3 separate regions of the Homo sapiens genome follow, and all the other regions are linked to region 2. A link is a loop called in an ENCODE intact Hi-C map of the cell type or tissue named here. Cell type or tissue: endothelial cell of umbilical vein. All regions are shown on one strand. Region 1 overlaps SCN8A (sodium voltage-gated channel alpha subunit 8). Region 2 holds the start of SCN8A (sodium voltage-gated channel alpha subunit 8). Region 3 overlaps SCN8A (sodium voltage-gated channel alpha subunit 8).

Region 1 (8,000 bases), 87 kb after region 2:
CAGAGTTCCCAGGTTGGAAATAACCTTTGGGACCCATTTTGAGCTAGTGCAGCCTTGCTCTGGATTCTTGCTCTAACTTGTGCACAAGTGTCCTTCCTGCAGGCTTGTGCCAAGTATGTGGATCCAAATTAACAGAAATATTAGCCCCTTCTTGTCATCTTCTTTTTTTTTTGAGAGAGAGAGTCTTGTTCTGTCACCCAGGCTGGAGTGCAGTGGCACAGTCTCGGCTCACTGCAACCTCCGCCTCCCGGGTTCAAATGATTCTCCTGCCTCAGCCTCCCTAGTAGCTGGGATTACAGGTGCACGCCACCACGCCTGGCTAATTTTTTTGTATTTTTAGTAGAGACGGGGTTTTGCCATGTTGACCAGGCTGGTCTTGAGCTCCTGACCTCAGGTAATCCACCCGCCTCGGCCTCCCAAAATGATGGGAATACAGGCGTGAGCCACTGCACCTGGCCAGCCCCTTCTTGTCTTCTAATGGCCACTCCGTGTTTGGAGCCAAAGAGCTGAAGGAATGGCAGTACTGTGTGATAGCAGTGGCAGCATCATAACCACATTTAACGAGTGCCTGTTCTGTACCAGCCACTGTGTTAAGGACTCCTTGTGACCCTTCATTTAATCTTTATAACAACCTGATAAAATTGGAATAGTGATTGATGGCACCCACTTTATCAATAAGAAAACTGAGCCTTAGCAACCTTAACATAAGTTGCCTAAGATCATGACAGCTAATGAGTGACAGAGCTGGGTATTGAATCCAGGTCTTTCTGGCCTCAAAGCCTGTAAACCACTCTGCTTTGCTGCTTTCTAAGAGAGAGGAGAGTGAGAATAGATTCTAGAATATGAATTCAGTAAATAGAGGGGTTAATATGCTTTACATAATAAGCCTGCATTTTGCTCTTGCTTAGAGCAACTGTAGTCTGTGCACTTTAAGAGGTTAAAGTAGAAGGTGATCAAAGTCAAATTTATATCGAAGGACAACAAGGAAGAATGGCCATGGAGGAGGGTCAGACCTGCCCTGCCCTGGGAAGCAGCATTGTGCTGGCTCAGCATTGAAGCAGGTGCACAGTGCTGCTGCTCTGCCCGGTATGGCTTCCTGTGACCAGAACGTGAGCAGGAAGGGTGGCAGCTACTCCAAATGTAGGTTGGAGAGCATGGGGTTACAAGGTCAAAGCAAATGAAGAAGTGTATGCAGAAGCACCTGGAAAACTGTAAAGCCACAGGCAGATGTGGTGCTAGCATTATCTTCATCAAACTGAACTTGGAGAAAAGACCATAAACAGCACATGTAGGGGGTTCCGTTTTGCAACAGTTAAAGTTATTAAGTAGAGGAGATTCGTTCATTGATCTGAGGGTTGGACCAGATGACCTGGTGCAGTAAAAAGAGTTTAGAACTAGAAGCCGGGAGATCTAGTCCCTGGCAACTCCCCCGCCCCGCTCCTGCTCACTAGTGCTGTGACCTTAGTTTGGGCAGAGCATTCTGTGCTTGGTTTCTTGTTTGTGAAACGAATAGTTAGATTTGAGTAATAGTTTTGAAGCTTTTTAAAATTGTAGTATGCCTTGATAATTAAGAGTATAGGCTTTGTAGTTAGATTGCCTCAGTTCAATGCTAAATTTCACCACATAATAGCTGTGTTGTCTTGGGCAAGTTACTTAACCTCCTGCCTCAATTTTATCATCTGTAAAATAGTACCTACCTCATAGAGTAGTTGTGAGACAATTATTATATTAAGTATCTTAGTAGGGTGCCTGCCTGCCACATAGTAAATGCTTAATAAATATTGAATTTTATTATTTCTTCAAATAGACTCATAGGTAAAATTATCGGTTACTAAGAAGGAATTTTTAAAATACGGGATTTAGTGGTCTCTTTTGCTCCATTCTCAGTATCGTGTAATAGAGGCGTGGAAAATGATGGTTCTAAATAATCACACAGCTCAAATAGAAGTACACGCCTAGGGAAGAATTTTGCTGGTGTCTTTATGTCCTGCTTTGGTTTAGTATTTCTAAGGGGAGCTGGATAGTACCAGGACACGGGTACTCTGGAAATGCATTCCAGTTATGCCTTTGCTGGAGACTTTCCTGGGACACACTGGGGCTATATAATATAACCTATATTGTAATTTTACTTGAGGAATTCACTAGGCAGATTAGCATAAATCAGGATTCTTTTCAACATGGCATAGTCATTTTTACATAACAGGTCATTTGTTTCTGAACAGCTTCCTAGCCTGATATAGAATCTGTTTAGATTCTGCATTATATTTTCCGTTATTAAACCAGGGAAATTTTGAAAAGACACTTATTTGTTGCTTGCTATATTGGCTGTATGCATACTCAGAAATGAATGCCAAATTGCTGTTGATTAATGAACAACTGGCCAGTTGCCTAGTTCAGAAAGAGGTGCATAGGCCTGGGGGAATAAAGTACATATATTTTGTTTAGGCAGGCAAGAATTTAAGGCCAGAGAAGTTGGCTAAAAATGAGAGGACCAGTTAGTTCTAGAAATCAAAACAGTTAAGATCTAGGGACAGTCATAAGTCATTGCCAGTAATAGTTATAGTCAGATAGACTCAAAGGTTCCCAGCTGCCCTCTTGTTGATTAGCTAAACCTCTGAGCCCCTAGGTGTTCATTATAGCCAGAAGCTCATCAGATGCCTGCAGATTACCTTTGCCCTAGTTGAGATGTTGACCTCTCAGGATGGGGAGAATTGGTTGAGTGAAGAGCTGCTCTCCTGGGCCATGTGTTTCACAGCAAACCAGGGAATGGATAATAAATATTTCTCGAAGAAGCTTTCTCTTCTATGATATTCTCCACCCCTGCATTGAGTACTCTTCTATATAAAGTCTTTTCATATATATGCATCCTTTATTGTTTTGTTTTATTTTATTTTATTTTATTTTATTTTATTTTATTTTATTTTATTTTATTTTACCAAGACAGGGTCCTGCTCTGTTTCCCAGGCTGGAGAGCAGAGCTCACTGCAGTTTCAACCTCCTAGGCTCAAACGATCTTCCCACCTCAGCTTCCTAAGTAAGCTGGGTCTACAGGCACATGCCACCATTCCCAGCAAATTTTTTTTATTTTTTTTGTAGAGATGGAGTTTTGCCATGTTGCCCAGGCTGATCTCGAACTCCTGGGCTCAAGCGATCTTCCCTTCTTGGCCTCCAAGAGTGCTGGGATTACAGGATTACAGATGTGAGCCCATCCTGTTTTTTTTTAATTTACACTTTTTGTGTGGCTAAAAAAATTATTTCAGTCTTGGGATGGGGTGGAGACATGCTAATAAACTAGCTGTACTGCAGTCCTGTGATGACTGTGTGTGTTCATTGTTTTGCATTTGCAGTATGCTAGGATTTGTTTGGTATGCATATGGACGTGCTCTACCTGGCCTTGCACGGTGTTCCTTCCCCTAATAGTGGGCCCCAAAGAGAAGATATCTTACCCTGAGTTAACAATGGCAATGCTTCTACATTGTGTGCTCCAAGCCCCACATTGCTAATTAGAAATGAAAAGCCTGTGCTTTTCAGAAGGCTCATTTTATGCCACATGACACATTTATTAATACTCCATGCCATAACTCGTTAAGAACTGTTCTGCCGCTCTTAATGGACCTTGTGCTGAAACACATTCAGTGGCTGTTGTTGTAAACTGATATTTCCCCTTGGGCAGTAACCGCAATCCAATTTCAATTTCCCTTTTAACTCATTTACTTCACAAAGATCTAATTTGAGACAGATTAGGTAAAATATTATTGGACTTCATGGGCACCAAGTGATTGTTGTTTAAGAAGTATTGTAAAAACCCAAAGCTTGCTGTCCTTTCCACTATATCTAGGCTTTGAAGGATCTGGCGTTAGAGCGTAGTGTTGAACGAGAGAGGACAAATGTCCTTTTCTGGATTCCCACCAGAAGTTTAACGATGATTACAAACGTTTAATCAGCCATATGAAACATATATACATATATCTCTCTCAAAGTCAACCCATCACCAGTCATTCCTTTCCATTCTCCCATATTCACTGTTCTCCTGAGAACAGGGGATAAAAGTAGGGGAGATAGTGCAGGGAAAAGCATTGTGTGACGCAGTTCTGCCTTGGGGCTGCTCTATGCTCCCCCCTGCTGACATAAGTATGGTACTATCAAGCACTGTTGACCCTGGACTTGACAGACTTCAACATAAGGAAGCAGAATAACTAACTCAAGAGAGTTCTACAAGGATAAAATGTGAGAGAATAAATAATAATAGGCTTTCTCCTCAAATTTATGGTTTGCTGCTTTGTTGCACTTAATCCTGGATGCTCTGTGAATTTTCTAAATCGTAGAATTACAGATATCAGTGCTGGAAAGGACCTGAGTATGCCCATCAGGCAGCCCTCTCTCTTATTTTATAGACGAAGAAAATGAGATCTAGAGACATGCAGTGGCCCAGCCAGGCCATACAGTTAGGCAGAGGCAGGGAAGAAGGAGAACACAAATGTTTTAGCACATGACCTGAGAGATGATCTAGTGGTTCCCCAAATCTGGTGAGCACAGATTCCTGGATTCTGCACACTTATTTAATAGAACACCTGGAGAAGGGATTTATGACTGTGTTTTTTAAAAAGCTACTCAGCCTAGGCTGGGCATGGTGGCTCACGCCTGTAATCCCAGCACTTTGGGAGGCTGAGGCAGGTGGATCACGAGGTCAGGAGATCGAGACCATCCTGGCTAACACGGTGAAACCCCGTCTCTACTAAAAATACAAAAATTAGCTGGGCATGGTGGCGGGCGCCTGTAGTCCCAGCTACTCGGGAGGCTGAGGCAGGAGAATGGCATGAACCCAGGAGGTGGAGGTTGCAGTGAGCCGAGATCACACCGCTGCACTCCAGCCTAGGCAGCAGAGCGAGGCTCCGTCTCCAAAAAAAATAAAAAAATAAAAAAAAATAAAGCTACTCACCCCAGGTGCAGTGGCTCACAGCTATAATCATAATCCCAGCACTTTGGGAGGTCAAGGCAGGAGGATTGCATGAGGCCAGGAGTTCGAGACCAGCCTGGACAACATAGCAAGACCCTGTCTCTACAAAAAATAAAAATAAAAGATAAGACAAAATAGAAAGCTAGTCAGATGATTCTTATGCAGTCAGTCTGGACTTAGTCAGGAACTAATATTAGTGTATCCCCTGGGGCAGATCAGTTTTGCCATCTGTTTTTGTATGGCCCACAAGCTAAGAGTAGTTTACATTCTTAAATGGTTGGATGTGTGAAAATGATACGAAATTTAAATTTCTGTGTCCATAAAGTTTTACTGAAACACAGCCACTCTTCTTGGGTTGCATGTTGTCTATGGCTACTTTTACACCACAGTTACAGGGGTAAGTTGTTTTAACAGACACTGTATGGCCTACAAAGCCTGCAGTATTGACTGCCTGCGCCCTTTCAGAAAAAGCTTGCTGGTGCCGGGTATATTACTTATCTCTTTCTCGTGTAACTACTGCAAGCCCCAGTATTAAAAGGGAAATTCCTAAGCTTTGAGTACTTGTGTTTGTCCAAAGACTATCTTGCCTTTTTTTTTTTTTTTTTTTTTTGAGACGGAGTCTCGCTCTGTTGCCCAGGCTGGAGTGCAGTGGTGCAATCTTGGCTCACTGCAAGCTTTGCCTCCTGGGTTCAAGCGATTCTCCTGCCTCAGCCTCCAGAGTAGCTGGGACTACAGGCACATGCCACCATGTCGGGCTAATTTTTGTATTTTTAGTAGAGATGGGGTTTTACCATATTGGTCAGGCTGGTCTTGAACCGCTGACCTCGTGATCCACTCACCTCGACCTCCCAAAGTGCTGGACTTATAGGTGGACTATCTTGCTTTTCAAAAAAGATCCATTGTGAAAAACTGCATGCAAATTATCTGTAAATCTAATTATTTCAATAATAAAACATGTTTTATTGTAATACAATTTCCTACTAAAGTATGGGAGATTTACCTTCATTTCAGGAGTTTAGTGTGCTAGATGTTTATTTTTGTTAACAGAAAAACTGTTTTTATACTTGATGAAGATATAAGATGTAAATATTTAGAAAGGGGTGATGGTAAATGAGTTTTATTTTAAGTGCAACACTCAGTACCCAAATTAATTAGGAAATTTCTATTTCACACATCAAATGTCCTTAGTAAAGCCTTCTGCTTACAAAATCATAGTTTTTGAATTCACTAAAGATGCTTAGTTTCCCCCAGAATCATCAGTCTCCCACTTGACAGCTCATGACTGATCCTAATTCAGAATCCTACCTCCTAGTTTTTCTTCAACCAAGGTGTAACAGTTTCCATTTCCTAATGGCTTCCTTTTGTTTTTCTTCTTCTCCTTTTCCCTCACCTAAAACAACATAAGCATTTGTTCATGAACCAATCAACAGACATTTATGAAGCACCTGCTGTATGCCAAGCACTGCAGGCACTGATTCAGTGATAGGAAATACCCTCCATGCTACCTCTAGACCTATATTTCCATCACGACCAAACCAAGAGACAAGAAAAATGGAAAGTATAGAGTACATTACTTTAAAAAATCCTGCCAGGCGCGGTGACTCACGCCTTTAATCCCAGCCCTTTGGGAGGCTGAGGCAGGCGGATCATCCGAAGTCAGGAGTTCAAGACCAGCCTGGCCAACATGGTGAAACCCTGTCTCTACTAAAAATACAAAAAAATTAGCCGGGCGTGGTGGCAGGTGCCTGTAATCTCAAGTACTGGGGAGGCTGAAGCAGGAAAATTGCTTGAACCCGGGAGGCGGAGGTTGCAGTGAGCCGAGATTGCGCCATTGCACTCCAACCTGGGCAACAAAAGCAAAACTCTGTCTCAAAATAATAATAATAATAATAAATAAAAAATAAAAATCCTGTTGTCTGTCTCCTAAGGAGAGGTTTTGTAGGTGATATTGTAAAGGCCTGGCCCGGTGGTTTTTAGGTCTTGGGGCATGGGCCAGTGCTTCTTTCATTGTTGCTTAGCTGCCCTATCTACCCCGGGGACTCAAATTTCTCATTCACCAGAGAATTTGTCTCCCACACCAACTTCATTCTTTGCCACGTTGCCACTGAACTGCCTCCCAATCTGGCACAGTGGAAGCTGTTGAGAGGCTCGAAGCTCGGCATAACATGCTGCTCTTTGCTGCGTGACCTTTGATAGGTGGTGTTCCTCTCCTGAGCTTTTGTTAAGTGTATAGAGGATAATAATTCCTCCTTCACCCATACTTCATGGGAACCTCATGAGGTTGAATGAGGAGGTTATTTAAAAGGCTATTTTCATAGAGGGAGTTGCTGTAGAAACACAGAGAGGTACAAGTACTTCAGAGAAGGGGTTTGGGGGAAGCCCTGGGCTGTTTGTTTCTTTGAGAAGCCAAGATATGGAAGAGCTATAGCTCAGCCCTCGATATGTTTCAGATGAACCCTAGGTCTCCTACTTCTCTTTGCTTTTAGGATTAGGCTTTTTCTGCAGCATATCCCACCAGAACCAGTATGCTCCATTACAGGAAGAATTTCACTGCAGTACAATGTCAAACACTAGGGATGGTGTAGTGGGCGTTTGTAGAATGAATCTAGCTCAATACTTTTCCATTGGGAAGAGAATGACGTGACTCTGGTAGATTAGGAAAGGAAAGAATAGAAGATAAGAAAAGAACTTTAAAAAACATCACTAATACTGTGCATTGGGAGTACATAGGCTGATCATTATTTTGGAACTGTGGAGGGAAGCATAAGATTGGTTCCTGCCCTCAAAGAACCAAAAGCCTAATTGTAGGGGATGGAGGTTAAAAAAAAAAAGGTGGGGGCTTTTCATAAATGACCTGTATCAGGTTAAGAAGGACCTCTATTACTAGTTTGTTGAGTACTTTTATTATGAAAGGTGTTGAATTTTGTCAAATGCTTTTTTCTGCATCTATTAAGATGATCATGTGGTTTTTCTCCTTTATTAATATGTTGCATTACATTGGTTGATTTTCAAATGCTAAACTATCTTTGCATTCCTGGGATAA
Region 2 (8,000 bases):
GCAATATATAAAAAAGATAGTATGTCATGATCAATACATTACCCTAGGAACGTGAGTTTAGTTTAACACTTGAAAATTAACCACTATATGTAAGACTAAAAAAAAAAAAATATGCAGAAAAAGCATTGACAAAATTAAACATCCATTATTGATAAAACCCCTCAGCCAAATAGGAATAGAAGATTCCTTCCTCAACATGACAAAGGGTATTTAGAAAAAAAAGTCTACAGCCATCATCATGTTTAAAGGCCAAAGATTCAAAGTTTTCCCCCAAGATGAGGAACTAAACAAAGATGTCTGCTCTTACCACTTCTATTCAACATTGTATTAGAGGTTCTAGCCAGTGCATAAAGGCAAGGAAAACAACGACGACGACATCTAGATTGGAAAGGAAGAAGTAAAACTGTGTATTTGCAGATTGTATGTTTATCAGTAGAAAATCTAAATGACTCTACAAAAAGCTCTACTAAAGGTATTAAATGAATTTAGCAAAGTTTCAAGACATATGATTAATATACAAAAATAATTATATTTCTATACCATACCAATGAATAATCAAATTGCCATATAAAAATAGCATTCAATAACATCAAAAATATGAAATATTTAGGAATAAATCCCAGAAAGGTGAGCAAGACCCATATCTTGAAAACTATAAAACATTGAAATTAAAAAGGACTAAAATAAAGTGTCCATGGAATGAAAAATTTGATTTTGTTATGATATAAGTTCTTCCCAAGTTGATCTACAGATTCAATGCAATCTTGATCAAAATCTCAGTGGATTTTTGTTGAAATTTGACAAGGTGATTCTAAAATTCATATGGAAATGCAAAGAACCTAGACTAGCAAGATCAATATTGAAAACGAAGGGCAAAGTCAAGGGCTGAAAGTACCTGATTTCAAGATTTATTATAAAGGCAGAGTAATCCAGACAGTGTGGTATTAGTGCCAAGACAGAAAAATATATCAATGAAACAGAAGGAGAGTTTAGAACTAGATTCTTACATACTTGAGTAAACGATTTTTTGCAAAGGTGCAAGGGTAGTCAGTGGAGACAGGATAGTGTTTTCAACAAATAGTATGGGGACAACTATATATCTATGCAACAAAACAACAAAAGAACTTCAAACTACATTTCATACCACATACAAAAATCAATTCAAAATGGATTATAAACCTAAATGTAAACTCTAGAACTATAAAATTTCCAGAAGGAAACATAGGATAAAATATTTGGGGCCTTGTGTTGGGCAAAAACTTATTAGACATGACATTAAAAGCATGATTCATAGAAGAAAAAATAATAAACTGAACTTCATAAAAATTAAGAAGGTCTAATTTTTTTTTTTTTAAGAGACAGGTTCTGGCTATGTTGGCCAGGCTTGAGTGCAGCAGCTATTCACAGGCCCAATTATAACACATTATAGCCTCCAACTTCTGGCCTCAGGAGATCCTCTTGCCCGAGCCTCCCGAGTAGCTGGGACTACAAGTGTGCACCAGGACAACTGGCTGAAGAACCTCTGCTTTTGGAAAAACACTGTTAAGAGAGTAAAAAGAATAAAAAGATAAGCCTAAACTGGGAAACAATATTTGCCAATCACATGTCTGACAGAAGATTTGTATCCACAATATATAAACAACTCTTTAATTTTTTTAAAAAAATTTTAGAATCAGAGTCTCCTGTGTTGTCCATGCTGGACTTGAAATCCTAGGTTTAAGCAATTATTCCTGCTCAGTGTCCAGAGTAGCTGGGACACCAGGCATGCGTCACTGAGCCCAGCCAGGATATATAAACAACTCGTAAAACTCAATTAACAAGAAAAAACCCCACCAATTTTTAAATAGGCTAAAGACTTGAAGAGACACTTCGCCAGGAGGATTTACAGATGACAAGTCCATGAAAAGATGTTCAACATCTTTAGTCACTAGTGAAATGGACGACAGACCCACAGCGAGATAAAACTACACATCTATTCAAATGGCTAAAATTAAAAAGACTGATCACTCCAAATGTTGGTGAGGATGTAGAACAACTGAAATTCATGTGCTGCTAGTAGGAATGGAAAGGCACAACCACTTTGGAAGGCAGTTTGGCCCTTTCTTAATATGTTAAATATACACCTAAGACAGGACTCAGTTATTCCATTCCTAGATATTTATACCCACGAGAAACGAAAGCATATATATCCATACAAAGACCTGCACACGAAAGCTCATAACAGCTTTGTTCGTAACGGACAAACATTGGAAATAACCTAAATGTCATCAACAGGTGACTGGATAAACACATTGTGGTGTATCCCCATAAAGAATACTACTAAGCAGTAAAAAAGAACTCTTGATAGGCAACGACTGAATAATCTCAAAACGATTATGCCGAGTGGAAGAAGCCATACAAAAAAGAGAGTTTGTACTGTATGATTCCATTTATTTAAAATTCCGGAAAATGCAAACCAATGTACAGTAATAGAAAGAAGATCAGTGGTTGCCTGGAGAGGGTGTGTGGGGGCGAGCGATGCAGGGAGTGATTACAAAGAAGCACACGGAGAAATTTTTGGAGGTGATGGGTGTGTTCATTACCTTGGTGGTGATGGTTTCATGAGTGCACACATAACTCAAAATTGTACAATCTAAACACACGCAAATATACCCCAGTAAAGCTAATTTTAAATGTATTGTAGAGGGCACATTATGTGATAAGCATACCATGTGCCTGGCTGTGTTAGCAATGTGTGAAGTGCATGCTCCCCGTTAGTACAAACAAGAAGTTTATAAGGTTGCTACTGTGACTGTTTCCTTTTACAGACGAGAACACTGAGGTTTGGAGAGGTTGTTACACCCTTTTTCCCTCTTGTGATTGGTGGTAGGAAAATATTAAGTAGAGGAGAGACACAGTAAAGTGCCAAGAGCTCTGGCACTCATTACCTAGATCCTCGCGAGGGTGGAGTGAGCGGTCGAAATGCTCATGCCTACTTTACAGATGGACAGACTGAGGATCGGAAAGACTGAGGTGGCCTGGGGGCTGTCAGGGAGGCAGCGCCTCCCCGCTCCTGGCAGCAGGTCCCTGTGGGCTGAAACACGAGCCTCCACCTGCCGCTGATTGACTTCTCGTTTTTTCAGTGGGCCCAAGATCCTGTAAATTGAGTTCCCTGCGCTTTTGGATGTCAGAAACTTCACTGAGCGCGGCACTGTTGGGGGGCAGGAGAAAGGTAAGACTTGGCACTGACGCGGGCCACAGAGCACGCGGGTCACCACGACAGCTTTCGGGTCTCGCCGCCCGGCGCTGGCGAGCAGCCAGCCAGCGTCTCGCGGCGGGTCCCGGTCCTCAGCCCGCGGCCCCTCCCGGCGGCTCGGCGGGGGCGTAGTGGAGGCGGGCCCGGGGACGCTCGCTGGCGCTCCCGCGCGGCGCCCCCTGCCGGCGCCCTGTTCCCTCTTGCCCCTGATCCGCTCCCGGCGGCGCGGAGACGCGAGTCTGAGAGCCTGCGGGCGGGCGGCGCGCTGCAGGCGAGCGGGCGAGCGGGCGCGCCCTGCAGGGGTAGGTGGGCCGCGGGGGCGCGGGCGGGCGGGCGCGAAGCGCAGGGAGGGGGCGGGGGCGGTGGCAGCGGCGCTTGCGGGCCGGGGCCGGCCCGGGCAGGGGGCGCGCGCGGAGGGGTAGGCGCGGGGGCGGGGCGGGCGGGGGGCCCGGCAGTAGGGGCGCGCGCGCGGTGGCGCGCGGCGGGCGCGAGTCATCAATTATGCAAGGACTCGGGCGGTGCGGGGGGCGGGCGCGGGGAGCGCTCCAAGATGGCGCCCACCGCAGTCCCGCCCGCCGCATCCTCGGCGCCTTTGCAGTCCGGCCGCGCCTCCCGGGCCCCGCGTTAGGGCCGCCGCTGCCTCCCTCGCCGCCGCCGCTGCCGTAAGTCGCCCCAGAGCCCCCGCCCTAGCGCTGCTTCCTGCCCTCCGGGTTTCCCTTCTCGCCTCGGGACCCTTGAGCGGGGCTCGCCCATCTCCAGTCAGGGGCTTTGCCGCAGAGTGCGCGGCGGGGCTCCAGGGGCCGTGGAGCTGGGGCTCTGCTCTCCTTGTTTTGGACAGGTGTTTGGAACTCTTGCTTCCTTCTACTGTGTGTACCGGGGGTCTCTTAAGAGAACTGAGGACCACCAGTCCCCACCCCGGACACCCTGCTTTCTCCGTCTCGGCTACAGTGAGGGACACGGCCCGTCCTTGGTGCCCCTTCCGCGGTGCAGCCCTCCATCCCTCCCTCAGTGCCGGGCAGAGTTGGGGCCCCTAGCCGGCTTGCACTGGGAAGGGCAGCGCTGTCGGGATCTTCCTACAGCAGCCCCTCAGCCCTCCCCCTCCCCCATGTCTTACTGCATCCTTCTCCCTCAGCCGGCTTCACACTGCTAAAAACTGCAGAAGCCAAGGGCTCCTGGGTTCTTCCCGCAGCCAGCACTCCCGACTCCCTCTGTCCTTTACTCGGATGCGTTCGTCCCCCTCCCAACAGGGTGCTCTGGAGTTGTGATGGGGGCTCCCGGGACCTTCCTCGGCAGGCGAGGATTCCTGCATTTGGAAGCACATCACTTTGAGAATATCCCCTTCCCCCATCCCACCCCCACCCCCACCCCCCACCCCCACGCCACCCGATGCAGAGCTTGTTCCTCTCCTCTCCCTCCCCCACCTTACCATCAGCAGCAGCACCCTTGGCTTCTTGTTAGCGTTGGGGTACAGGACTGTTTGCCCAGCTCCGTGGGCTTGGACCCTCCTCTCTAGTTCTCACTTGGTACCTTGGGGCACCGCAAAGCCTCTGCAGTTTCTCCTGAGAGCTCAGCTCCATCCCCTCCATTGCCAGCAACAACCACCGGTGGAGACTTGGCTAACTTTCCAGGGGTTAGCCAGGACTGTCAGACCCTTTCAGGGGCCCCAGCTTCGAGTTGGGATGGAATGGGAACCATTTTTCAGCCCGATAAATAGGATTCTTCAAACCATGCATTCCATCCGACTACTCCACCCTATGCCCTCTTCCTCACTTACACTGCAGTTTTTGAAGCATGAGGGAATACATTTTATGTCCGGAGATTCCAAGGTTCTGCATCAGCGTTCATAATAAATGGATGTCATCTGTTTGGGGGGAGGGTAGAAGAAACTTTGGATTGCATCTGGCTAAAGTCAGGGGGAGGGAGAAATAATTAGCATGGAGCAAGCTCTGCCACACAAGGAAAACTGCTTTTTATGCACAGTGGGCACCAGAGAGTCAGGGATGGAAGCAGGAAGTGTGGGTGGGGGCCATGGGGGTAAAGGGGGAGAGTGCTTTTTATAACTGTTTTCCCAAGTTTGAACCTGGAGAGCCTTTAGAGAGAGGTAGCAGTGTGTTAGGGCTGGGGGATGTTTTAGCTTTCCAATGGAGATTTCGGGTGTGGTAGGTTTTTCACTGTCTCAAAATCCCTCTGCACTTCTCTTTTCTCCACGTGCATTAGAAGATGTGGAGGGGGGGATGTTGTGCTTTTATTCTTTTCTCAAAAAAAATTTTTTTTTTGATTTGTGATGCAAATGGCTGGATAACATTACCACACGGTACCATCCTGGTAGGAATCTTGGGGGAATCAGACTTAAAATGCTGAAAGCTTTATAGCACATTACATGTAACCTGGTTCTTGAAATACTGCAGCATTTTTCTTTGGAGCTCATGACCCATAAGGCCTTCATTTCTCCCTGAAAGAGGATTTGGTTGCTGGTTGGTGAGGTGGTGGTTGTGGGTAGTGATCCTTTGGTGTTCAGCACGCATTCCCTGTCCTAGAAATTGAGGTCCTCCCTGGAGAGGGCTGCAAGCATGTTCCGTGTTCTCTGAACATCTGATTCAGGGTATATGTAAATGTGTTGTGTTTCTGAGTAGAGCTGGTGGTGGGTATTGCAAAGCAGTTCATAATGGTGCAGATCAGTTATTGGTTTCTTGGCTTCAGTTTGAGCAGCTTTGGTTTTCATTTGGGGTTTTGTCAACTTTTATCAAAATCTTTGGAGGATTTTGTTTTAAATTAATAAAGGATAATCAAGTGGAATACTGCATCCTTAAAAACAACCATACGGTTGCTGTTGCTTTCCTTGTAGGACCCTTAAGAATTTTTTCTCCTGGTCCAGCTTTGGGTTGCCTGTGTTTAGGCTTGTATTCAGGTTTCTTGCTGTGGTGCTGAAAGGACAGTTCCCCGACCAGTTCTGCGGCGAAGTGCACACACACTGGACATGATTGAGTTTTTTTTTGCTTTTTATTATCAGCAGGCTTTCTCGTGGATGTGTATGTACATGCGCAGCTGGGTTTGTACTTGAGGTTGAGGCCTAGTTATCATATTTTATTACTCCCACATAACTCTTCATTTTGGCTGTCCCTCATGGAGACAATGTTTTACAGGCTGCAACAGATCCATATGTAAGCCATAAGTGACATTTTGCTGACTGCATTATTTCAGCACACTTCAGTCATTTCAAATAGCAAGCAACTGTTAATATTCTTGGTCTCCACAGGAAGTAATCCGATAGCTGGCTAAATTAAACTGGATCAGGAGAGCGTCTTCTGTGGGTTGATTTGAATAGTGAACTGGGAAAGGCACTTGACACAGCAGAGGTCAGTATTACTAAAGTCGATTTATCCAAAAAACTATTTTAAAATCATAAAATAGGAAGGAGGCCATAAAATTCACATGGTACCACCTCCCACCCAATACAGGAATCTCCTTTATGGGAGATCTTTGCTTTGAATACATCCGTTGGTAGGGAACTTACTGCCACATAACGTAGCTCATTCCATTTGGATTCCACTGTGATCAAAGTATTTTAATCTCATTGAAAAGGTAATATACATAAAGTTGAAAGACATATAAATTGGAGCTATATCGGGGTAAATGCCATTCTTGTGCTTGTTTCCAAGAAAAGATTGAGAACCATTTTTCTGTAGAGAACATACAAGAAACTTGCACTTACTTGAAAAGAATGCAAAAATAGAGACATGTCCACCTAAAGCAAGAAAAACATTCTGTGAATGGAAAGAAAAATAATTATCTTTAATGTGCTGGTATTATGTAACAAATTGTTCTAGAAGGCACATGCTTGAATTAATGAATATTTAATTCCTATGGATTATGTCTAAGGACACTAAAGCTATACTATATAGAAAGCGTTAAAAATCCAAAGTATATCCAGAGTGAGATCAGTTACCATAATTATAAAAATACATACTTATTGCAGAAAAATTTTAATATATGTAAAAACAGGGAAAAAGTCATCCTTAGTTTTACCATCCTTACCATCTTTGCTTCTACCATAAGCAAAACAATTATCTGTGTTTTATTATGTTTTTCCAGTCTTTTTTTTTCCCATAGAGAGGGAAAGAAGCGCTTGTAAAGTTATCCAGAATGATAGTATTTTAAAACTGAGCCCTTTAAGCTCTTAATTTTATAGTTCACTTGCTAGTCATTTAGGGACTTAAACAGATTGTTGTATCTCAATTTACCTTTTTCTTAATCCTTTAGAAATGTTCCAAAAAAAACTGTAATGTGAAAGAATTCACTCATAGAATTGGACTTCACTCGTAAAGTCTGTTTGTTTATATTTAGCACATTAACTGAGGAATCAATAAACCTTTTCTTAATCAATGAATCAACAAATAGTCTCACTCTGCACCTACTATATATAAGGCACTGAACTGAACACTAGTACAATGCCTCTCTAAGCTGGCGAGCACCCGCTTAAAAAATAATACTGTGCTCAAAAACTGTGGCTATTAAGGTGTCGAAGGAAACAGAACTCTTACCCTGTAAGTTTATTAATTGCGGAAATGTATGGCAGTCTGTTAGGGCCAGCCCAGTGATTTAACCTAAAAAAGAATAGTTTGTGCAAGAATGGGAAGTAAATGCAGTCAAAAGACAAAGGAGAAGGTTTCTGGAAAAATTATCCCTTTGTGAAGTTATGGAGACACAGCCAGGACACATATTTAAGTACTATGTTAGAGATTAAGGTGAAATGAAAACCCAAGAA
Region 3 (8,000 bases), 160 kb after region 2:
TTTTTGTAGGCGTGAAAGTTTATCCTGAGGATCTTCCCTTCTCAGTAAATGTGGCTAAGAGATGTCTGGTATCCCTAGAGGAATTTTCTTGGTGCCCTGTAGGGCAGGAAAACCCCTTTTTGCTGTGTGGCAAGACTCAAGACCTAGTTCATTTTAAAACATTACAATTGTGTCAACTGTCATAAATGTGAGCAGTCGCAGCTTCAACCTCCACGTGCCAATGAGCAACAGTCGTTTGGAGAAGGGAGGAGATAAAAAAGGGAACGGAACTAAATTTCCAAATATGTACTGTAAGAATTTATGGAAATAAGAGAACCTTGTCATTTTCTTTTTTGGGGGAGAAAACTATATTTACCTTAGGAAGGGAGGGAGTTCTCTGAGGAAGAAGCCACAGCAGATTTTCCTCACAGACTTCCTTTCCCACGCAGCCTCCCACGTGGCGCTTACAGGGGTCCTTAAATCTGAAAAACCAAGGCAACCATTTTCTTAGCAACCAGGGAACCAATCAGAAACTCAGCCAAAACCACCTTGTCTAAAATAAAGCATCGCCATCCAGCTGGTTGGAAAAGGGAACGTAGGCTAATTTAAGGCAGCCATCTTGGTTTTGGTGAAATGTTAGGGAATTTTTTTTTTCCTTAAATGATTTGATAGTGTCAGCAGAATTGAACAGAGAGAGAGTAGCTGTTACAGCCAACCCTGTAGAATCAATACCTCACATTCTGACAGGTTTTCAAAGTTCACCTCTTAAAAAGCATCCTCTTAGCTCAGGGTCCTTGGAATTTTGTAATCCTGGCAGTTGTATTTCATGCTTAATTTGAGGAGAGCTTTGTTATGTAGGGCTTCATACCTAGATTGTTGTAACTGCCAGTTGAGTGTCTGTCTTTGATATCTGATAATTCTTTTGAATCTTTGCTTTGGAAATGACCTTTGAGATCGTCTAGTCCAGTGATTTTTCAGTCTGTGTGTATCAGAGTCCTGGGATTCTAGGGGAGTGCCTCAGGAGAGGAAGAAATCTATCCAAGTGGGCTCCTGCTTCATCTAGGGAAATTCCTGGTGTATTTCATGTATTGGGGGTCATGTGAGATCTTGTTTGACAATAACACTTTCTGTTTCTAAAAGAGACGGAGAAGATAAGACAAAGGAGAGAAAGAAAAAGGAAAGAAGATGATGACCCAGGGAGGGAAGGAGGAAGAAGCTGTAGAAAGAAAGAGAAAAGCAAAGGATGAGAGCAGGAAAGGGCAAAGGGGCAAGAAAGAAGGAGACAGGAGGAGACAGAACAAGGAAGGAAAGGTGAAAAGGGGAGAGGAGTGTGACTTGTATTTCTAACTCAACCATGAGCTGTAAACTTGTTAAGGGTGGAGACAGTAACTTGTACTTCTTTGAGAACATAGCAGATGTGTTTTACATGGTGGCTTGGTCGATGATGCTGGTCCTGCTAATGAAGATAATAATAATAGCAAACACTTCCATGGCACTTTCTATCTGCCAGGGTATTCTGGGGCACTTTGTATATATTTTAGCTCTTTAATTCTCACAGCAAATCAAAGTAACTTGTTCACGGTCCCACAGTTAGCAAGTGTCTGAGCTAGTATTTGAACTCAAATATGTCTGGCTTGAGTCCATACTTTTGATGGCTTCTCTGACAATAATTGAATAATATAGTGTATAATAGAATACCTACCATTTATTGAGGATTTACCCTGTGCCAGATACTATAGTGACTGCTTTACACCAGCATCTAATTTAGTCAAACTCATTCAGTCCTGTAACCTGTAAAGTAAATGCCTTGTTTTACAGCTGAGGCAGCTGAGCAGAGAAATCAGCTACCTTGCCTGGGATCACACAACTTGTAAGCATTCAAGCCAGTTGAGGCCAGGGAGTCAGACCTGAGAGGCCAAGCTCTTGACCTCTGTGCTCGACTCCCATAACTGATGGGTTGAGTTTCATTTATAACTAGATCATTATTAACAGGGAGGCAACTTGTGTGGATCATGCTTCCTCTCTACCTTAGAGAGAAGGAAAACACTTAGGAATGTCAGCGCTCAAAACAACCTTGATTCCATATTAATAACAGTGATAATGACTGAGAGTGAGTAGTGTGTCCCCCTGGTTTTCTTGCTGTGATTGAGGGGCCATCTTTGTTCTTACTTACTGTAGAACTGGAAGAGTCTCAGAGAAAGTGCCCGCCATGCTGGTATAAATTTGCCAACACTTTCCTCATCTGGGAGTGCCACCCCTACTGGATAAAACTGAAAGAGATTGTGAACTTGATAGTTATGGACCCTTTTGTGGATTTAGCCATCACCATCTGCATCGTCCTGAATACACTGTTTATGGCAATGGAGCACCATCCTATGACACCACAATTTGAACATGTCTTGGCTGTAGGAAATCTGGTAAGATGGAACACTGTCTCCCGATATTAGGATTGGAATGTGTTTTGCCTGTAGGATATCTTTTTCTGGTACTGAAAGCTGGAGTTTCTTTGAAAAGAAAGTAATAGTTAATTGGAAGACAAATGCTTCCACATATGCCAGGACACCAGCTGCTTTTCTGCTCACTGTTGTGATCCCTTTCCTCTTTCTGCAGAACTTTGAAGACGTCATTTAGGAGCTATTGGCAGAAAACCAATGTTGGCGACAGAATGGGAGGCCTGGTACAGTGGGTTGGTTTCAGCAGCCTGAGCCAAGTACTTCTGGTTTTTTTCCTCATTCTGTTTCTCACATTGATTCCTGCATTGCTCCAGCAAATCAGTTCCCCTTTCACCTTAAGTAACATCTACCACAAAATAGGGGAGCTCTTATAGTACACTACATGTAACTATGGATTTGCCTGCTCTGTCAGGCCTTAATTACCTAAATGGGGACTATTTATGGGAAAGTTTTCACTCAAGGCTGGTTTCCCCCTCCAATCCAACTTCTAGGCCATTAAAGTATGTAGTTTTAAAAAAAATAGATTACAAAGTGTGTATTCTGAAATTAAGTAGCTGTGATTTGAGGATTATGTGCTTTGTTTACTACAAAAATCAGGAGTTAATTGAATTTTGATAGATAGTAAAGAATTAGTGAGAAAGAATCCCCTAGGTCACCTGGGCCCCCTAATTCCTTAGGTGTTAACCACAGGCATGTCCAAATCTGGCTATTACCGTTTATTAATGATTTGAGCATGATTTCTGCCCAGTTTCTCTTATGTGTGCTCTCTCACTCTCTCTCTCCCTCTCTCACACACACACACACACCACACACCACACAGTTTTGACCTTAAGTCCTATTACTATACTATTAGAGCACTACAATATCATTTTCATTTCTCATTCTCAAAACACATGGCAAAGAGATCCTTTGTAGCCCATTGTGTTCCCTGGTATACATCCAAGATGATTCTGTGATCTTTCCAGTCTCCATGTCTGTGGTTGGTGACATGCTCCAGGCTCTCTGCAATGATGTAAACCCTTGTGTGCAGTCCAGTGGAATGCCCGGAGTCTTGAAATGGGACACTCCCACAGACTGTCCAAGAAGTCTGCTGACTGGCTCTGAAAGGTGCCTGTCAGTGGGCACATGCTGTGACTGGCTGACACAGTACCTTGGCCATCAAGCAGAATTTTAACCCTGTCAACAATATCATTTAGATATAAGCTTGATTTTAGTAGCCAAGAGTTAAGTAACAAGAAATATGTCTTGATAATTTTTATTGTTGATGTTGGTGGTTCTGTTTTCCCTGTAGAGTTTTGTTTTTCTCAAAATCTTTACTTTTCCTTACTTTTTACAGAACCAGTCTTTGATTTTCAAGGGATTTTGAGAGGCTTTTTCACCTATCCCCACTAGAACTCCAGTCAGACCAGGCTAGCAAATAATGTTATTTTTCCTTTCATGAAAATTTAGAGATTTAGGATGACATCTAAATTAGAATTGTAAGTATGCAGAAGACTTTGCTCAGAACCATCAGTAAAAAAAGAGGAAATAAGAGAAGGTCAACAGCTAATATTCAGGAACTCCATGAGACAAGCCAACCCAGAACCAAGTTCTAGAATAAGAAAGCTCTTAGGTGGCAAGGGTTTTCAAACGGCAAGTAAATGTACAATTAGCAGTGGGGAGGGAGCTTAGTATATAGTCCAGCATACTTTGTACTAGATGTGAGGGTAAAAGGAAAGAAATCAAGAATGGTGCCTCGATGTGGGGGTTTAATAACTGAGGGAAAAGTGGAATGACTGCAAAGGAACTGGCTTGACGTATAAAATCAAGAGTTCTGTTTTGGACATATTAAGTGTCTATTCACTGAGTGGAGATGCCAAATAAGGAAGTTGGGTACGTGCTGGACCTCATGAGTGTTTTCTGGACAATACCAGAAACTCAAAGATATACTTTGTTGCCAATCAACACGAGCGCTGAGATTGGCAGAAAGAACACAGAATTGGAAGTCAGAAGATTTGGGTTTTCATTCCTATTAGATATCGTATAACCTTAAATAAGTCATTGATTTCTGTCCAGAAATGTTTCACATCTGTAAAGTTAAGATAATACCATGCCATCACTGGTTGGGAAGATAAAATGAGAACCTATATGGAAGTCTTTGGGATAGCTAAAAGTATCTTATAAATCTTAGGAACTGTGTTAGTATAATTCAATAGGAGAATTTTCAAAGATTTGGAGAATTGGGTAGAGGCTTTGACTGAACCTGAGAATAAGAGGATGGAAAAAAAATGAGACTGACTTGTGAAATAAAGTATGACCTTGTCCTGTGGTTGGAATGTGAGGCTTTTCCTATAGCCCTAATTGTGAGTTAAGTTGTCTTTGTCTGTAGACATACAGAAAGATGTTTTTAAAGAAAGATGAGAACAGTCTTCTGCAAATTGAAGATCCCTGCCTCTTCTACCCTCCCCAAAAGAGAAAATAATAGTAGGAAGAACCTTAGAGATAATTCAATCCAATCCACATGTTTTATAGAGGAAATTGAAGCCCAGGGAAGCTGTGTGACTTATACAGCCTCTATGTTATGTAGTAGATAAATGTAATGATTCTTTTCCTGCCTTTTTTGCAACTAACTGAATACAATAGTAAGTTTATGAGGTGACTTTTTAAACATTCTGAATCTTACAGGAAAGTTTCAAGTACAGTACAAAAAACTTCTTTTTTTTTTTTTTTTACAATAAAAGCCTTATCACATAGCCTTATCACCCCCAAATGCTTATAGTGTGTATTTTTTATACACAAGTACATTCTCCTACATAACCATAGTATAACTGTCAAAACCAGGAAATTAACATTGATACATTACAATGTTGTGAAGTAAAGTATGACCTTGTCCTGTGGTTGGAATGTGAGGCTTTTCCTATAGCCCTGATTGTGAGTTAAGTTAAGGGTCTAATTCTCAGGCCCTATTCAAGTTTTGCCAGTGATCCCAGTGGTATCCTCTGTAACAAAAGGATGCAGTTTTAGGATTACCCCATTACATGTAGCTATCATATCTCTCTAATTTTCTTCAGCCTGGAGGAGTTCCTCAGTCTTTCCTTGACTTTCATGTCTTGACATTTTGAAGACTACAGGTCATTTGTTATGTAGAATTCCCTCAATGTGGGCTTGTCTGATGCTTCCTTATGATTAGATGCAGGTTCTGCATTTTGGTAGGAATATCAGATAAGTGAGACTATCTTCTTCACGTTGTATCTACCAGTTGGCATGTAGCTTCCATTTGTCCCACTACTGGTGACGTTCATTTAATCACTTGATTAAGGAGGTGTCTGCCAGGCTTTTCATCTGTGAAGTTACGCTTTTTCCATTTACAGTAAGTCCCCACTTAACATCCTCTATAGGTTCTAGATTTTTGGAAACTGTGACTTTAAGCTAAATGATATACTGTATAACAAAACCAGTTTTACCATAGGCCAGTTGATATAAACAAGAGTTAAGTTCCTATGGCATATAGTACATCATGTGGCTTAAAGTTGCTGTTTTCAAGAACCTATTGAGGACATTAAGTGAGGACTTACTGTATACTTAATAGGTATTTGTGAGGAAGACCATTTGAAACGATTTAAATTTCCTGTTCATTCAGATTTTGATTTCTTCCTTTATTTATATCAGTATGGATTAATGGTTTTCTATTTTATCTGAGTTACAATCCATTTGATGTTTAGACTTCCTCTGATGTGGCCAGTGGAAATTCCTTCAAGCTGGCTTCTGATCCCTTTCACATGTCTTCTTCACTTCCTGGCTTTCTGGTACCACAAGGTATTCCAGGATACTTTCGTGTTTTTCCAGCCCCAGGGCTGGAATCAGCCATTTCTCAAGAAGCCCTGAGTCTTTTAGTGGAAAAATGGCATTTAGAAGTAGAGATCTAGGCTGAGTATCAGCTGAGGCAGGAGGATCGCTTAAAGTTTGAGACCAGCCTTAGCAACACAATGAGACCCCATCTCTAAAACAAAATAGAAAACTAAAAAAAAAGGAAGAGGTGGAGATCTGAGATCTAGGTATGCATATTGCTATGGGAGCAGCATGCAGCCCCTCTTAGGACATGATGAGCTATTTATATTGAGCTAGCCGTGGATATTGCAAACCATGAGTTGATCCTGTCACTTCCAATTCTAATCCAACACTTCAAGATTCTTTCTAGTTTTCTCCCTTTCTGTATTTGTAACTCCTGCAACAATAAGAAACCTCGTTGCCACTATCTTTGGTATACTTATTTGATCAAAAAGCCACTGTTACCTTTTATAGCATGGGTACCCTCCTCACCCTGTATAGGCTCTGGGTGCCCCCCACCCCTTCAGCACCCGAGCCGTGTCCTCCATGTGGACACCTGCTCACACTCCTCAGCTTGGAACCCACACCAGTCCAACTCACACATGGTTTGCCCCACCCTGCTTAGACCCCGATGCCTCACAGTAGGCCTTCGCCTGCATGGACATCCTTCTCACCCCACACCAGACTCTCCCCTGACATAGAAGCTCTGTTTATCCTGCACAGACTCTTAACACCCCTCACCAGGCCACCCCTCGTCACCCTGCTCATGCTGCCATCTGTCTGTGTGAACACTCCTGGAAGTTCTCACCTGGCCCATTGACTTTATCCCAAACTAGGCGACATCCTCCTCACCCTGATGAGCTCTCACACCCTCACTGTCCACCTCCCTGTTTGGACACTTTCCTCACCCCACTCGGGATCTGACACCCCACATCAGGCCTTCCCCTACATGAGTCCCTCATCAGCTCACCTGGCTCTGGCACCCCTTGTGAGTCTTCCCCTGCAGGGAGTCCCTCCTCAGCCCACTCCGGGATCTTCTCCTGGAGATGCTATCTTTACCTTACTTAAGCTCTGACTCTCTCTGCTAAGTCCCCCACCCCCTCAAGTGTGGACGTCCTCCCACCACACTTGGGCCTCAACACCTATGTGGGGTAGCCACGCCTCATACCACTTCCAACTGCCCATCCTAGACTGTTGCCCAAAGCGGATGCCTCTCCTTGGCCCACAGGCTCAGACAGCCCATGCCAGCCTGCTGCCCTGCATGGACCTCCTCGCTCCCCTCCATGTCTGACTCTCCTTGCTGGGCCGTGCCCTTCCTGGGGTTCCAGCACTGGGCAGCAGCCTCCCTCTACCGGCATGCCCACCTACAGCCTTCAGGACTGAGTGGTTCAGGAGGAAGGGGATGGAAAGAAGAGCTAGGGTTTAATCTGACATATAAGTTTAAGTTCTCAGATTCTAAGCAAAAGCAAAAAAGCAGAAAGTTATTTTCCTCCTTCACCAAACATAAATGAATGTTATCATTTCTTAATTATAGGTTACCTAGATTTTCAGCTAAAAAGAATTCTTTTCAGATTTTTTCTTTCATCTGTGCTTCTATAGCCCCATATGGATACTTCTTTTTAAATACTTGTCACATGATTTTTAGTTATTGTTCTGTCCCCTCCTGGTTGGGTAACCAACCACCTTAATTTGCAGAGGCCTGAGGAAGCCCTTGCAGTTTTAAAACTGGGACAGTCCTTGTCAACAGGTACGAGTTGATCA

Evidence for each region. Hi-C counts contacts between places; a loop is a spot of excess contacts. Peaks named below come from ENCODE experiments on the same cell type or tissue, not always from the same donor. Only the 100,000 strongest peaks of a DNase experiment are listed, where the experiment ranks them.
Region 1: a loop joins it to region 2, with 8 times the contacts of the local background. A loop is called at or near these places in 7 of 110 quality-filtered maps.
Region 3: a loop joins it to region 2, with 2.7 times the contacts of the local background. A loop is called at or near these places in 3 of 110 quality-filtered maps.

Annotation. Positions count from the first base shown.
Region 1 is chr12:51,674,177-51,682,176 of GRCh38, forward strand. All of the region lies in intron 2 of SCN8A (sodium voltage-gated channel alpha subunit 8), which reads left to right. Among named protein-coding and RNA genes, the nearest start is that of SCN8A, 87 kb to the left of the region's middle. In endothelial cell of umbilical vein, a CTCF peak has its summit at 4,121; a DNase peak (open chromatin) is centred at 4,115.
Region 2 is chr12:51,587,463-51,595,462 of GRCh38, forward strand. It overlaps SCN8A (sodium voltage-gated channel alpha subunit 8), which reads left to right and starts at 3,771. Exons shown (of 27, transcript NM_001330260.2): 1 at 3,771-3,897. RefSeq lists a silencer at 3,274-3,523. In endothelial cell of umbilical vein, a CTCF peak has its summit at 3,393 (motif pointing left); DNase peaks (open chromatin) are centred at 3,409 and 6,179; H3K4me3 peaks cover 1,586 bases; H3K27me3 peaks cover 1,989 bases.
Region 3 is chr12:51,749,198-51,757,197 of GRCh38, forward strand. It overlaps SCN8A (sodium voltage-gated channel alpha subunit 8), which reads left to right. Exons shown (of 27, transcript NM_001330260.2): 14 at 2,158-2,396. Among named protein-coding and RNA genes, the nearest start is that of TMDD1, 62 kb to the right of the region's middle. In endothelial cell of umbilical vein, no CTCF peak of the experiment used is centred here; DNase peaks (open chromatin) are centred at 2,624, 3,514, 5,284 and 6,124; H3K27ac peaks cover 1,892 bases.